Regions from separate parts of the Homo sapiens genome. Here region 1 is linked to region 2. The links are chromatin contacts, found by Hi-C or POLR2A ChIA-PET in ENCODE. All regions are on one chromosome and are shown on one strand. Each heading gives the region's core, a stretch centred on a gene start or an enhancer-like site at or near the end of the contact. The rest is flanking DNA. Distances are from core to core; before and after follow the strand shown. Region 1 overlaps THRB (thyroid hormone receptor beta). Region 2 overlaps UBE2E1 (ubiquitin conjugating enzyme E2 E1).

Evidence for each region. Hi-C counts contacts between places; a loop is a spot of excess contacts on that map. ChIA-PET counts read pairs that join two places held with the same protein, here RNA polymerase II (POLR2A). Pooled maps may share reads with other maps.
Region 1: a map of colonic mucosa shows a loop between it and region 2 (4-fold over the local background). The contact joins two enhancer-like sites. A Hi-C loop is called at or near these places in 4 of 168 maps with a recorded cell type or tissue (GM12878, colonic mucosa, left cardiac atrium and 1 more), 1 of 37 single-sample maps with no recorded cell type and 7 of 50 pooled maps. POLR2A ChIA-PET finds 5 or more read pairs at or near these places in 2 of 52 experiments (A673 and OCI-LY7).

Annotation. Positions count from the first base shown.
Region 1 is chr3:24,256,201-24,262,801 of GRCh38, reverse strand. All of the region lies in intron 3 of THRB (thyroid hormone receptor beta), which reads left to right. Among named protein-coding and RNA genes, the nearest start is that of THRB-AS2, 110 kb to the right of the region's middle. Within about 2 kb of position 2,506, at least 5 of the 41 ENCODE cell types and tissues checked have a DNase peak (open chromatin) inside an H3K27ac peak, as active enhancers do.
Region 2 is chr3:23,884,675-23,891,219 of GRCh38, reverse strand. UBE2E1 (ubiquitin conjugating enzyme E2 E1) reads right to left here. Exons shown (of 6, transcript NM_003341.5): 4 at 3,521-3,653; 5 at 1,961-2,108; 6 at 1-711. The coding sequence ends at 614. It overlaps NKIRAS1 (NFKB inhibitor interacting Ras like 1), which reads left to right. Exons shown (of 5, transcript NM_020345.4): 5 at 1-1,269. Among named protein-coding and RNA genes, the nearest start is that of NKIRAS1, 29 kb to the left of the region's middle. Within about 2 kb of position 1,704, at least 2 of the 41 ENCODE cell types and tissues checked have a DNase peak (open chromatin) inside an H3K27ac peak, as active enhancers do.

The DNA.
Region 1 (6,601 bases), core at 1,257-3,756, 370 kb before region 2:
GAAAATAGGCAGTATATTAGAAGTATATTCAAAGGTGAAAAGCTCTCTGGAGAGAAAGTGGAAAAGTGATTAGGAAGAGAGGTGTAATTTAAATGGGTGATTAGGCAAAATCTTATTGAAAGGTAACATTTGGGCAAAGACTTAAAGAAGGTGTTGGTATAAGATCTCTGACAGTATCTGGGAGAGAAGCTTTGCAGAGAGCTCACATTCAAAAGTCCTGAGGTGAGAGCAACCCTTGATATGTTTGAGGAACAGAAGGAGTTCAGCAAGACTGGAATGGAGTGAGTGAGGAACAACAGCTGAAGACACAATCAGAGGGAGTGGGGAACTTGGTTTTTACCCCAAGTGTGATAGGAAAACCATTGCAGGGTTTGGCACCCAGGGATCAAATGAACTGACATATAATTTGCCCTGTGGAGTCATGGGACATAATTTATGTTTTAAAAAGACTACCTCTGGCTGCTATGTTGAGAATAAAATGTTGGGGGACAAAGATGAAAGCAGAAAGACCAGGTTATTATAAAAATCCAGGTGAGAGATGATAACAGTAATGATGGAGGTAGAAAGAATGTTTTGATTCTGAATTATTTAGAATCATCATTTATAGTGATTAAGGAAGACAGAGGATGGAACAAGTTTGTTTGTTTGACTTTTAAGGGAGGCCTGGGGAAGCTCTGTAATCTAGTTTGGACATATCAAGTTTATTAAAGTAGACAATTAGATATACAAGTCTAGAGTTCAAGGAGAGGTCTGGGGTCTATAGAGACACATATTTGGGAAATGTAACCTTATGAATAATATTTAAAGCCATTGAGACAGAATGAGATCACCAAGGGAGTAAGTACAGATAGAGAACTGAAGAATAAAAGGTATCCCAGGCGTAAGTCTTGTAGCTTGTAAAGGCTGGATGGAAAAGAACCAGAAAAGTCTGAAAAGGATTGTTCAGTGAGAAAAATCAGCAAAGTGTCTCATCCTGGAGGGTAAATGGAGGAAGATTTGAAGAGGTAGTGAGAAGCTAGCTGTATCAAGTGTTGCTGATAGGTCTAATAAAATGAGTTCCAAGAATTGCATAGGATTTGGCAATATGAGCCTCATGGGTTGGCTTAACTCAGACAGTTTTGAAGAGTGGGGAGAGAACTAAGTCTGATTGGAGAAACTTTCAGAGAAAAAGGCAGGAAAGAAATTGGAATCAGGGAGTAAGGACAACTCCTTTGCTCTAAAGGGGAGCAGGGAAATGGAGTGGAAGCTGAAGAGTATAGTGGGATCTAGAGAGTTTTTTTTGGTTTTTTTTTTTTTTTTTTTTTGAGACAGAATCGCGCTCTGTTGTCAGGCTGGAGTGCAGTGGCACGATCTCCGCTCACTGCAACCTCCATCTCCTGGGTTCAAGTGATTCTCCTGCCTCAGCCTCTTGAGTAGCTGGGATTACAGGTGCGTGCCACCACGCCCAGCTAATTTTTGTATTTTTAGTAGACGGGGTTTCACCATGTTGGCCAGAATGGTCTCGATCTCTTGCCCTCGTGATCTGCCCGCCTCGGCCTCCCAAAGTACTGAGATTACAGGCGTGAGCCACTGCGCCTGGCCGAGAGATGTATTTTTGAAGATTCAGGAAATAACATGTTTGCTAGTTGACAGGATGGCCAAGTAAAGAAGGGCCAAGTAATGAGGCAAGAGGTAAAGGAGAGAATTTCTGCAACATGTCTCTAAGTGGGAGGGCTTGGGGTCGCATTCCCAAGAAGAGAGATTGAGCTTAGATAGGACCAGGTGTGGGCCCAGACCAGCAGCATCGGCATCACTTGGGAATTATTAGAAATGCTAATTTTCAGGCCCTTCCCAGGCCTACTGATTCAGAAACTCTGGGGTTGGGGCCAGCAACCTGTTTTAACAAACCGTCTGGGTGATTTTGATGTAAAGTCTGATCTGTGGTAATAGAATACGTAGGTATAGATCCTGGTCCGAGAGTAGATGTGGTCCTAAGAATTGTAGGGAATTATCTTCCAGTTGCTTCTGTGTTCTCAGTTAAATAGGAAGACAGGACATAGCTGAGAGTGAAGACTGGAGGGAAGTTGTTGGAGATCTGGGGAGACAGGAGAAGTTTGATACAGTTGTCTAGGAGAATGGAAGAGTCAGTGACCTGGGGAAGAACTGTGAGTGCCTGAGAGCATTTAGTGCGCACCTGAGTTCATGGCCATGTGTCTACCCAGAGCCCATCAGTATGATTGTGTCTTTTTCTCCAGTGATGAGCAGCTGGAATTGACATGATGATAAAGAGAAAGCCAGAGAAAGAATAAGTGAATAAAATGACTACTGTCTCATAAACAGGAGCTTTACAGGCAAACATTGCTTTCCAGCATGGAAATTGTACCATTTCCTGAAGACCACCTTACCTTTTATTCTTGCAGTCCAAAATCCACCCTGCAACCCCAGCCTACTTGCCTCCTGGTGAGAGTCATGTCTACAGTCTTGGGGCTGCCACACAGCTCATGAGTCCAGAGTGCTGGATACGGCAAGGGCTGCCTGGCTAGTAAGACACAAACTGGTCAGCTAGAGATAAAGTGTGACTCACCGAGTGCCCAGAAAAAAACATTTCTTCATTTTCTCTCCTGACAACTGTATTTTCCTAAATTATTATATAGATAAGAGCTTGTCAGACACAAAAGACCACAATATTATATAATTCCATTTACATGAAATAGGCAAATCTATAGAAACAGAAAGTAGATTAGTGGTTGCTTAGGGTTGAGGTGATAAGGGAGTGACAGCTGAAAGGTATGGGGTTTCTTTTTAAGATGATGAGACTGTTCTAAAATTGACCATGGTGATGACCACACAACTCTGTGAATGTACCATGAACCATTAAACTGTATACTTTCTGTGGGTAAATTGTATGATATGGGAATCATATCTCAATAAAGCTGCTTTTTAAAACTTACATACACACACACACATTTAATTAATCTATTTGTATAGATGAAAACAAGGACTTGTTAATGGAAATAAACCAAATCACTTAAATCTATAACTGAATTTCTTTGTACCTATCTTTAAACAAATAGAACTTCCTTTAAATGCTGAGGGCTTTCCAATATATTAAAAACAAACAAACAAACTTCTAGTCTCTGATATGGGAAATAACTTTTAGGAGTTAAGCTTTTTTCCTTAAAAAAAAAAAAAAAAAAAAAAAGGTAAGCAGAGCTAATTCCCACTTTGTAGTGCTTTGTTGTGAAAAACTTGGACCAAAGTGGCTGTTAATTCTACTTTTCAAAGCTGAATTCTTTCTGACCCTTCAAAACGTATGCTCCCAGGAGTCTTAAGGCGGTGTGTTCCTCTCTCGTCAAAGCAGCATACACATACACTGTTAAGAACATGTTCATTTCTGCTTCTGTCAGCTTTGTGTCTGAGCACTAATAGTGTCCATGGTTTCACTTTTGCATGAACGTTTTTGCTCTAAGCTTAGGGAAGGACACTCTTTTCCATGCCGTAGTTGAAATGTGTAACTTGTCCCTGTTTAGAAAAATGCCGCCACCTACTTGCTTCATGTATCTGGTGATTTAAAGCAACTCCTGAATCATTCAACTTGGCCAGCTTGTCTTTGTGTAGGAACAATCCCAAGCCCATGTAGAGTCTTGCCTTGCAGCACCTGAAAATAAATTCTGTCGAGACTGATGCTCCATCCTCGAATTTTTGATAAATCTTTATGGAAGAGTTATTGGATGCTCATGGAGCAGGCGTGGGTCTGCAGTGGGGGCACGAAGGAAGCATCAGGAGGCCAAGTTAGCTTCTCAGCTAGTGGCTCTGTGACCTTGGGCAAGCCATTTAATTTTCCATTTCCACATCTAAAAATAAGGACTGAATCAAGCGATCTCTGGAGTTCCTTCCAACTCTACACTCTAGAAAAGGCAGTGTACTTCTGAGAGGTTAAGAGCTGGGGCCTCCAGTCAGAGTGACCTGGTTTGAATTCTGGTTTTGCTACTTGCTGGTAACCTCGTTCTAGTTCTTTGGCCTCTGTATGTATCAATGACTTCCTGTTGAAAAAGGAAATAATAATCATACCTGCTGCCCAGGTAGAGCTGTAAGTTACTGATCACAGGACTCATGCTAGAGTAAAAGCTGTTGGTATTCAAAGTAATGATGTGCCCGCACAGATCCACACTGAGCCTGCACTACAGCGTATGCAGTAATGTATACATCTGTACTCAACACAAAAGCAGATGAGATGGCCCCACCTGCATGCTTTTAGTCTAGCTGGGGAACAAAGCTATCATAGGTGAGATGATTACCCGTATGGTACTAAGTACAGAGCAGCAGTCCTTCAGGGGAAGGTTCAATGCCACATGAGAACTGGAGTTGCAGGCAGCTTGGCGCAGGACTGGACTGTGGGTTGGGAGAAAACATAAGCTGAAGCTCCACTTGTTTGTTTGTTTCTTTCCTTCCTCCCCTCTGGCTCTCCTAAGTTTATTTTGGTTTTGAAATCAGGCCTGCCCAGGGGAGTGAATCAAGCAGCAGACCCTTCGGCCTTTTCCTGTCTCTGTGCCTCAGACGGACAGGGCCTCCCACCCTGTTGGTTCTTAGGCGTCGCTTGCATTGCTGGGTGCCCTTTTTAACTTTTCCATCTTCCCCCAAATGAGTCCGAGGCCCCAGCCTCTGTGCCTAATCCTGCCTCTTGGCATGCTTCCTTTCACCTCATTCTCCTCCCTCTCTTCTCTGTTCAAAGTCACTCATCTCCAGCCCTGCGGTGAATAAATTCATACAAAGAGAGTGTTTTGATTTATGTCACCAATTTGATCTCAGAAAACTACAGACCCTGATTCTCCATGCAGTCCATTTATTGTTCATGCACTCACTATTTTGGAAGTGTTGCTCCAAGTGTGAGGTGCCAAGCCACATAACTGAGCTTCTAATTGCAGAGTTCTCCAAGCTGAAGCTGAATGAATGGCTGTGGAATATTAGCCTCTGCTAGAATGCTCAAGGCCTCACAGTGACTGCAGGAGGCTGTCCCACTTGTGTCTAACAGTGTGCATTCACTTGTTTTGTTTGTGTGTTGAATGCATTATATAATTCACTGTGGAATAAACTGTGGAAAGTGCCCACTGCCTGTTTTTGTAAATAAAGTTTTATTGGGCTGTGCTCATTCACTTAACATTGTCTGTGGCTGCTTTCACACTGCATGGCATGGTTGAGTAATTGCAAAAAATACTATTTGGCCCAAAAATCCTAAAATATTTATTATCTAGCTCTGTTCAGATAAAATTTGCCAACACTTGATTTAGATGTGGACATCAGATATTATAGGTCTATAGAGAATAGCCATATAAATTATCTAAATTTCTTTTTTTACTATGAAGCATGTATTTTCCTATAGATCTTAAAAAGATCTATTTCATATTCTATAACCTAAAATTAAGATATTTAGTTTCTTCTCAGAGTTTTGCTTTTGTTTTGTTTTGCTACTTGGATAATATCATAAACATCTGGACTTGTTGGTTCCCAGAGTAGAATTATTTAATGAAAAGGTATCAAAAAATACCTTTTGATATACCAAAAAATATATCAAAAAATTTATTTCATTTTAAAATAAAAACTAAAGGCATCAATAGAAAAACCTTAATAAGCTTAAAGGGCCTCTCCATGAATATTGAGGACATCGTGAATGTTTAGAGCTGGAACAAGACTTCAGGTATCATCTAAACTGATCTCACCATTTGGAAAATTGAAGAAACTGAGAACCAGAGAAGGATGTGCTTAAGGTCACATGACAAGTTACAGCTATCACAACCGAGAACCCAGAACTCCTATCTTTCTGCAAAGGGCTTTTGCCAGTCCTGCAAAAACAAAAAAGGTCACAGAACAGAGCTAATTTGTGCTACTATGAATTCAGATGGCCACCTTCAAATGGGCCATCAACATTTCCCTGAATCCTACTAAATATCTCTGTTCAACATACTCTTCCACTTTCTGTAATGCTGTTTCAGACTTCATCTTCCATAACCCTCTAACATCTCTTTGTCCTCCCTTGCTCTCATCAAATAACCTCACCTTCTCCTTCAGAGAAAATGAAACCTATCTCTCTGTAACTCTAATTGTCCTGACACCAGACACATGAGCCTACCTACATCTGTGTCCATCCTCCCTTCCTCCCAAGTACAGTAGAGGTGTCCACCCTTCTTGTACATACTTGAGACACGTATCTCTCTCCTTCCAGATGGGACTCCCTCCCAGGATCTTTCAGTATGAGTTATCTTTTTCCCTCTCTCAAAAACAAATTACTATCATTATTATTATTAATATATCTTCCTTCTAAACATGTCCACATCTTCCATTAAATTTTTTTAAAGCATATCACCATTTATTCCCTGCAACGAACTCACAATTATTTATTCTCCTCTTTCCAGCCAAACTTCTGAAAGTTTGGCTTCCCAGTCTTTGGCTGGGAAGAGGAGAATAAATGAGCACCATTTCTGTGTCCTTATCTCCCATTTACTCTTCAACTCCATCTGTCTGGCTTCAGGCCCTCTTCCACTAACCAAGTAATACTCATTAAGGCCTCTGATGACCCTCATATTGCTAAATCCAGTGACCATTTTCTAGACCTCATCTCCCTTGA
Region 2 (6,545 bases), core at 455-2,954:
TTCCACGCCTTACAGTTAGTTAACAGCTTAAGGTATTTCACTACAGGTTTTCACAAGTCCTGATTCAGACCTTTTTTAAACAAAGTAGATTGGCATATAAAATAAAACGCACTACTCATCTCTTATATGGTGTTTTATAGCCACGTGTCCATTTTATATATATGAGATGACAATCTCTAAAAACTCTGTTAAATATCAATGTTCCCTTCCAAGAAGGGAAAACAAATTCCAATTTTGTTTTAAACAAAAAGTATGTAGTCTTAGAGGGACTTTACATAAATGGCCATATGTGTAACCTGTACCAAATTAAGCTGTTTTAAATTTACAGACTACAAGCAACTGAACCCAAATGTCTAAATGTACATTCTTTTCTGTACTACATTTCAGCTAATATTGCAGAACTAATGACAATTTTAAAAGTTGCTATTACCAATTCTGTCTACTGTAGCAAGATACCTTAAGTTACAACAAAATCTTAGGAAATAAGACTGAATAATATCTGTTATAGAAATACCCTACTCTTTACCAACTCCCACCCTCCCTGACCCCTTCAAAATCATAAGCAGCTCTCTTCTGTGACAGACAAATAATGTAAGAATTGTGAAACCCCAATTTATGTAGCGTATCTCTTGGTCCACTGTCTGGCCATTCTGTCATGTTCTGCTCTGTTGGTCATATACTGAGTGGCAATACTTCCCACCAAGGGGTCGGCTGGAAGAAAAGAATGTAGATTACTTTGGAGAAAGGAAAAGAACATTTTAAACTTTAGCGAATAGTGACAGCTTGGGTAGATACGTACGACAAAGTATGTGTGATCAAACCCATCTTCGAAACACCACTCCACCATGCTGGATATTTTTCCATCAAAATTTCAAAAAAACATAACGTTGGGGGAAGAGGGAATGCTTAGGCTTTAGTGTACTGGTCTGTCTTTATCTTAGTTCATTCCATTTTTCTCCCAACAAACAACACTCAATTGGAGTTTCTTTACTCTTATGTGTTAGGCTGAGTTCAGTAGAGACTGGAACGGTCAAGGCTTCAGACTGCAATGAACATCCAGCTGTGTTCATGTGACCCTTAGCTCAATGTCACCAGTTAACGGCATTGTGAATACTGTGAAGTCTTCGGGGCTGTTGCAGTGCAACACTATTAACCTTTACGCTGGTTAAAGAGCCAGGTTGCCAGGCAAAACCTGGACCTCCAATTAAGTATAGTATTTCTCTGAATCTTAGGATCTTTAATAAATTTATATTTGGTTTACCTAGAAAATATATTTGTCTGTGTGTGTGTATATATATACATATGTGTATATATATATATTTTTTGAGACAGGGTCTCGCTTTGCCACCCAGGCTGGAATGCAGTGCAGTGACATGCTCATGGCTCACTGCAGCTTTGACCTTCTGGGTTCAAACAATCCTGACACCTCAGCCACCCTAGTAGCTGTGACTACAGAAAAATATTTTTTAAATGAAATGAAGTCCCAAAAAAGTCACAATTCAATAGTCACTAAGTATTTAACAACTACCATTTTCAAAATTGAGTGCCATCTCAGTGACCAGCTATGGGACACATGCTCACTGAACCCCAGAGGCACAGGTGAGGCTTGCCAGGCAGATGACTCGACATTTAGAAGTGTCTGATTTGTTTTATAAGAACTCTATGGGAAATTAAGCAACAGGAAAAAAAAAGGAGGAAGAATAATTGAAACTAAAAGCCCAAGGCAAACTTACGTCAGTCTTCAGTTTAAAATACCTTGTTGCTAGAATATACTGATTAATGAAGTTGTGTGTCTCAACTAGTAGACTGAACTTGATTAAAACTTTCTTTTGAAAAGCCGATTAGTTTTTGTATTCACAAACTTGTGCAGAAAAATTAGTTTTGTCCTTTGAAAGCTTTTGGAAACAAGTATTTTTCAGGTAAGGAAGAATAAAACAAGGTAAAGAATTATGAACCTTACCAGGATTACAGTCTGTAAGAAGTGAGCAGATAGAAAGGAGGACTTTAGAAATGGTTAGTGCTGGACTCCAATTATCTTTCAATATGTCCAAGCAAATAACACCTTGACTGTTAATATTACAATGATAGATTCTTGTCCGAAATGTAACCTAAAAAAAACAAGTGACAGACAATATTTAAACAGCAAACAAACTTGTTACTAAATATTCAACTGAATGACCCTTAAGAAGGTGACTAAAAGCAGTTTTAATTAAAGCTGTCAAGAAGATAGACAATAAATTTGATTAGAAAGTGTTCATTGATACCATCTCAGGGACTGTGTCAATTTCATTTAAAATGTTATGTCCACTGACGGTAAGTTCAGTACTTCCTAATTTCATCTTTAGCAATTTTAAATCTTTTAAATATTAACATTTCCAAGTTTGAATAGCTAATTGTTTGCTGACCTCTTGTGTTAGCTGGTAGTACTACACTGCCTCAAAGTAAGCTTTAAAATACTGAGAATCATAAATACCTCTTAAAAACTGAAGTGCAACATAATGGGTACATAAAGATAATTAAACAACATACTTAGCAAACAATGACTACACCCAAAAGGCTGAACAAAATTTGAAGAGAAGTCTATTTCTGCTTTTTTCTGACCGTTACATCAGGTCCTATAGACATCCTGTCTACCTACATCACAGAATTTACTATTATATAATCGAGTGTCCATGGATGCAGAGCCAGTAATGGGCAAGGACCACAGCAGAACACAAGTCACATAAGCTGGTGTTATTTGGGTCTCTTAATTTTTATTTGTGAAATATACCAAAACACAAAGTAAAAATTACCTGTAATTTTACCAATTTTTTAAAAAAGTGACTTTCGATTACTTCTTGTTGCTGCAGTTGTACTTTTATCTGGCAGTCTACCTAATCCCCAAGACGGGGTTTTCTTTCTGACTGAATGAGAATCATAGATTGAGTACAGGAGATGGGTGACTTGGGCAATCCTCACCTGTCCTAGAAAGAAAACTGAGGCCTGGAGGTAAAGGAACAAGACCAAAACATGACAGGGAGCACAACAGAATCCAAAGCTTTGGGAAGAGATTCTGATTCTCTAGTTGTTTGGCCCCCTGACCTGCCCTGCCTTTTTTTGGGGTCTTGCTTTGTTGCCCAGACTGGACTCAAACTCTTGGGCTCAAACAATCCTCCCAAGTAGCTGGACTACAGGTGCACACCACTGCACCTGGCTTGACACCATTTTTAACCTCGAGAAAGGTTCAAAAACATTTCTCTATGGGCTGGAAAACAGGGGATTAATTCTAGGTTGCTGACAATATTACTATAAATAGCACAATTTTAAGCACCATCAAAACAAAGCACTTAATCCTAGAATGGTCTCTGCCAGATAAGGCAAAATCAACCTAAAGAAGTGTTTTGTATATGTTAAAATACTCAGATCTATTAGGACATAAGATAAATCTAGTTTCTGTGATTAAAAATTAAATTTAGAAAAACCTCAACAGTTGCTCTCTTGTGGGAATTAGTAAATTTGAGCATACAGGGAGATTTCTTACCTTTGGAGGCTTGAAGGGATATTCTGGTGTAAAAGTGATATCGAGAAAGAATACACCACCCTCATACACGGATCCTGGAGGCCCTAGAATGGTTGATCTCCATTCATAGATGTTATCGCCTTTGGGACCAGCACTGTGAATAATACGTCAACAAATAAGCAGATGGTGGCACTATCCCAATTTTTACAGTGTATTAAAAGAGATGGAAAGATTACCTCTCTCCTCTCTTTTGTTTACTGTGTGGATTCTCTTTACAAAACAAGTACAGAAACGGATGCAGAACTGCAACAAACCCATAGCCATTGGTCAAGCAAACTGGATGATAAAAGAATGTTAAAACCATTCTAAGCCTACCTAGCTACGAATAAGCAGGAAACTTTCCTCAATTCTCAAAACTCTCCTGGACACGTAGGAAAGTGTAAACAATACTTAAAATGGGAAACACATCTCAGCACCTAGAAGCGAAATTAGTGACAAATGCGAGCAGTTTTTGCTCACAGCTACATCACTTATGACCATTTTAAGCACAGAAGTTTCATTTTCTGACCCACTAACTGGCTCTTCCTTGCTCTTCTATCTCCATAATCTCACCTTTAAAAGAATCTAATAGATGGTTTATAATGTAAAAAGTATGTCCATGTTAGGTGGGAGGAGAATGGTAAGTATCCAGTTACAGGTTATTCAATTTTCATTTCAATGTGTATTCTATAATTGGGTTCTCTAAATACTAATACTTGAGACATTCCTCCAACCCTGTTAGCTGTTATCATAAATCACTGTTACATACACTTGGGTACACCATAATTTGGCCACAATACCATTCTAAAGCATTGTGTTGGCTTCTAGAGTGCCACCGCACCCAGCAAAACTACTCTTTTAAATAAATGTACGATGTGAATTGGATTTATTCACTCACTTACTGAATGCCCATGTACTAGGCAGAGGGTTAAATGTCAGGGGTTTTGATGCTGAACAAGACAAACTCCTTCAAGATGCCCTCTGCTAACTGGTTACAAAGTCTGATGCCTTCATTTAAGAGACAGAAGAGATGAAGAGGGAGGGAATAAAAAGCCTACCCATGGGCCTATACTTTCCCCAAACCCATCACAGGTTTTTCTTTTGGTCTGAAATTTGGTGTGAGAGATGCAACAGGTTAGGGGAATGAGCTTATTACAAAGGAAAAGCAGAGGAGAATACAAGTTGGGGAAGAAAACATGACATGGCAAAAAAGGAGGGAGAAAATATGGGCAACCGAATAGCGGGTAATGGGAAGAACAGGGCCCAAACTGGCCAAGAGGCAGAAAGAGCTCGGACACTGTCCACCTCACAGGAATGTTTTCAGAATTAAGTGAGAGAAAGAAGGAAACTGTAGAGCAACACACCCATGGGTATCTCTCATTAAACGGCAGTGATCACCATTATTATTAATTCTTTAATATCTCTTTGTGATGGGTATTACCAAAAACTATTAAAAACTTGTTTTATTTTTTATTTTTGAAACAGAGTCTTGATCTGCTACCCAGGCTGGAATGCAGTGAGTGGCATGATCTCGGGTCACTGTAGCCTTGACTTCTAGGCTCAAGTGATCCTCCCACCTTAGCCACCTGAGTAGCCGAGACTACAGGCATGCACCACCATACCTGGCTAATGTTTTCTATTTAATTTGTGTAGATGGGGGTCTCTCTATGTTGCCCAGGCTGGTCTTGAACTCCTGGGCTCAAGCAATCCTCCTACCTCAGCCTCCCAGAGTGCTGGGATTATAAGTGTAAGCCACCAAAAAGTTTGTTTTAGATACAGAGAGAGTTTTTTTGTTTGTTTTGTTTTTTTTGTTTGTTTTTTAAGGCGGAGTTTTGCTCTTGTTGCCCAGGCTGGAGTGCAATGGCACGATCTCGGCTCAATGCAACCTCCGCCTCCCGGGTTCAAGCGATTCTCTTGCCTCAGCCTCCTGAGTAACTGGGACTACAGGCATGCGCCATTATGCCTGGCTAATTTTGTATTTTTAGTATAGATGGGGTTTCACCATGTTGGTCAGGCTGGTCTTGAACTCCCGACCTCAGGTGATCCGCCCGCCTCGGCCTCCCAGAGTGCTGGGATTATAGGTGTGAGCCATCGCACCCGGCCAGAGATTTTTTAAACATTGTCTACACCATGAAGTCATACTTTGTGTTTAAAAAAGATGACTTCATAGTTTTACACGATATCTGATGGCAATTTTCACAAGGTGGAATGTAGGGAGAGCTCTTAATCAGCCCTCTCCCTCTGGAAACAGGCAGAAACTTCTCCAGTGAAATGATATTACCATTATTGCTTCATTTCCTGAGGTTAGAACCGGTTCTTGGTCATCATAAGTTTGCCTACCTGCCTACATGTTTGCATCCCCTCGAAACTTTTATGTTGAAATCCTAATCCTCAATGTGACGGTATTAGGAGGTGGAGCCTTTGAAGGTACTGGGTTAGGGGGTAGAAATCCTCATGAAAAGGATTAGTGTTCTTAAAGAGAACCTCAAAAGCTCTCTAACTTTTCTCTACCATATGAGGATACAGCAAGAAGACAGTTGTCTGGAAACCAAGAAACGCATCCTCACCAGACCTGAAGCTGCCAGCACCTTGATCTCATATTTCTAGCCTCCAGAACTGTGAGAAATAAACTTCTGTTGTTTATAAGCCATCCAATTCATGGTACTTTGTTATAGCAAACTGAAGAAAGTCTAGAGACACTGGCTGATACAGCTATGACACCTGGAGTGCAGTTAATGAAAAGTGGACTATATATGAAAATAACACTAATACAGGGGTTGCAGATAAAGGGGAATGCTCTTTTATCTAGTTTATGGTAAACACTTAAAGGCAAAAGGCTACTCTAAAATCTTTTTACAGATGAGGAACCAAGGCCAAGAGTTCATTCACAGAAGCCAGGCTCTCTAAAATCCAGTACTGACAATATTCCAAGCTGCCTCCTAGAGGCAGGAGTCGTACTGTTCATGTTCAACTTGGTAGTGCTAAGAAACCAACCTAGAAAAAAACA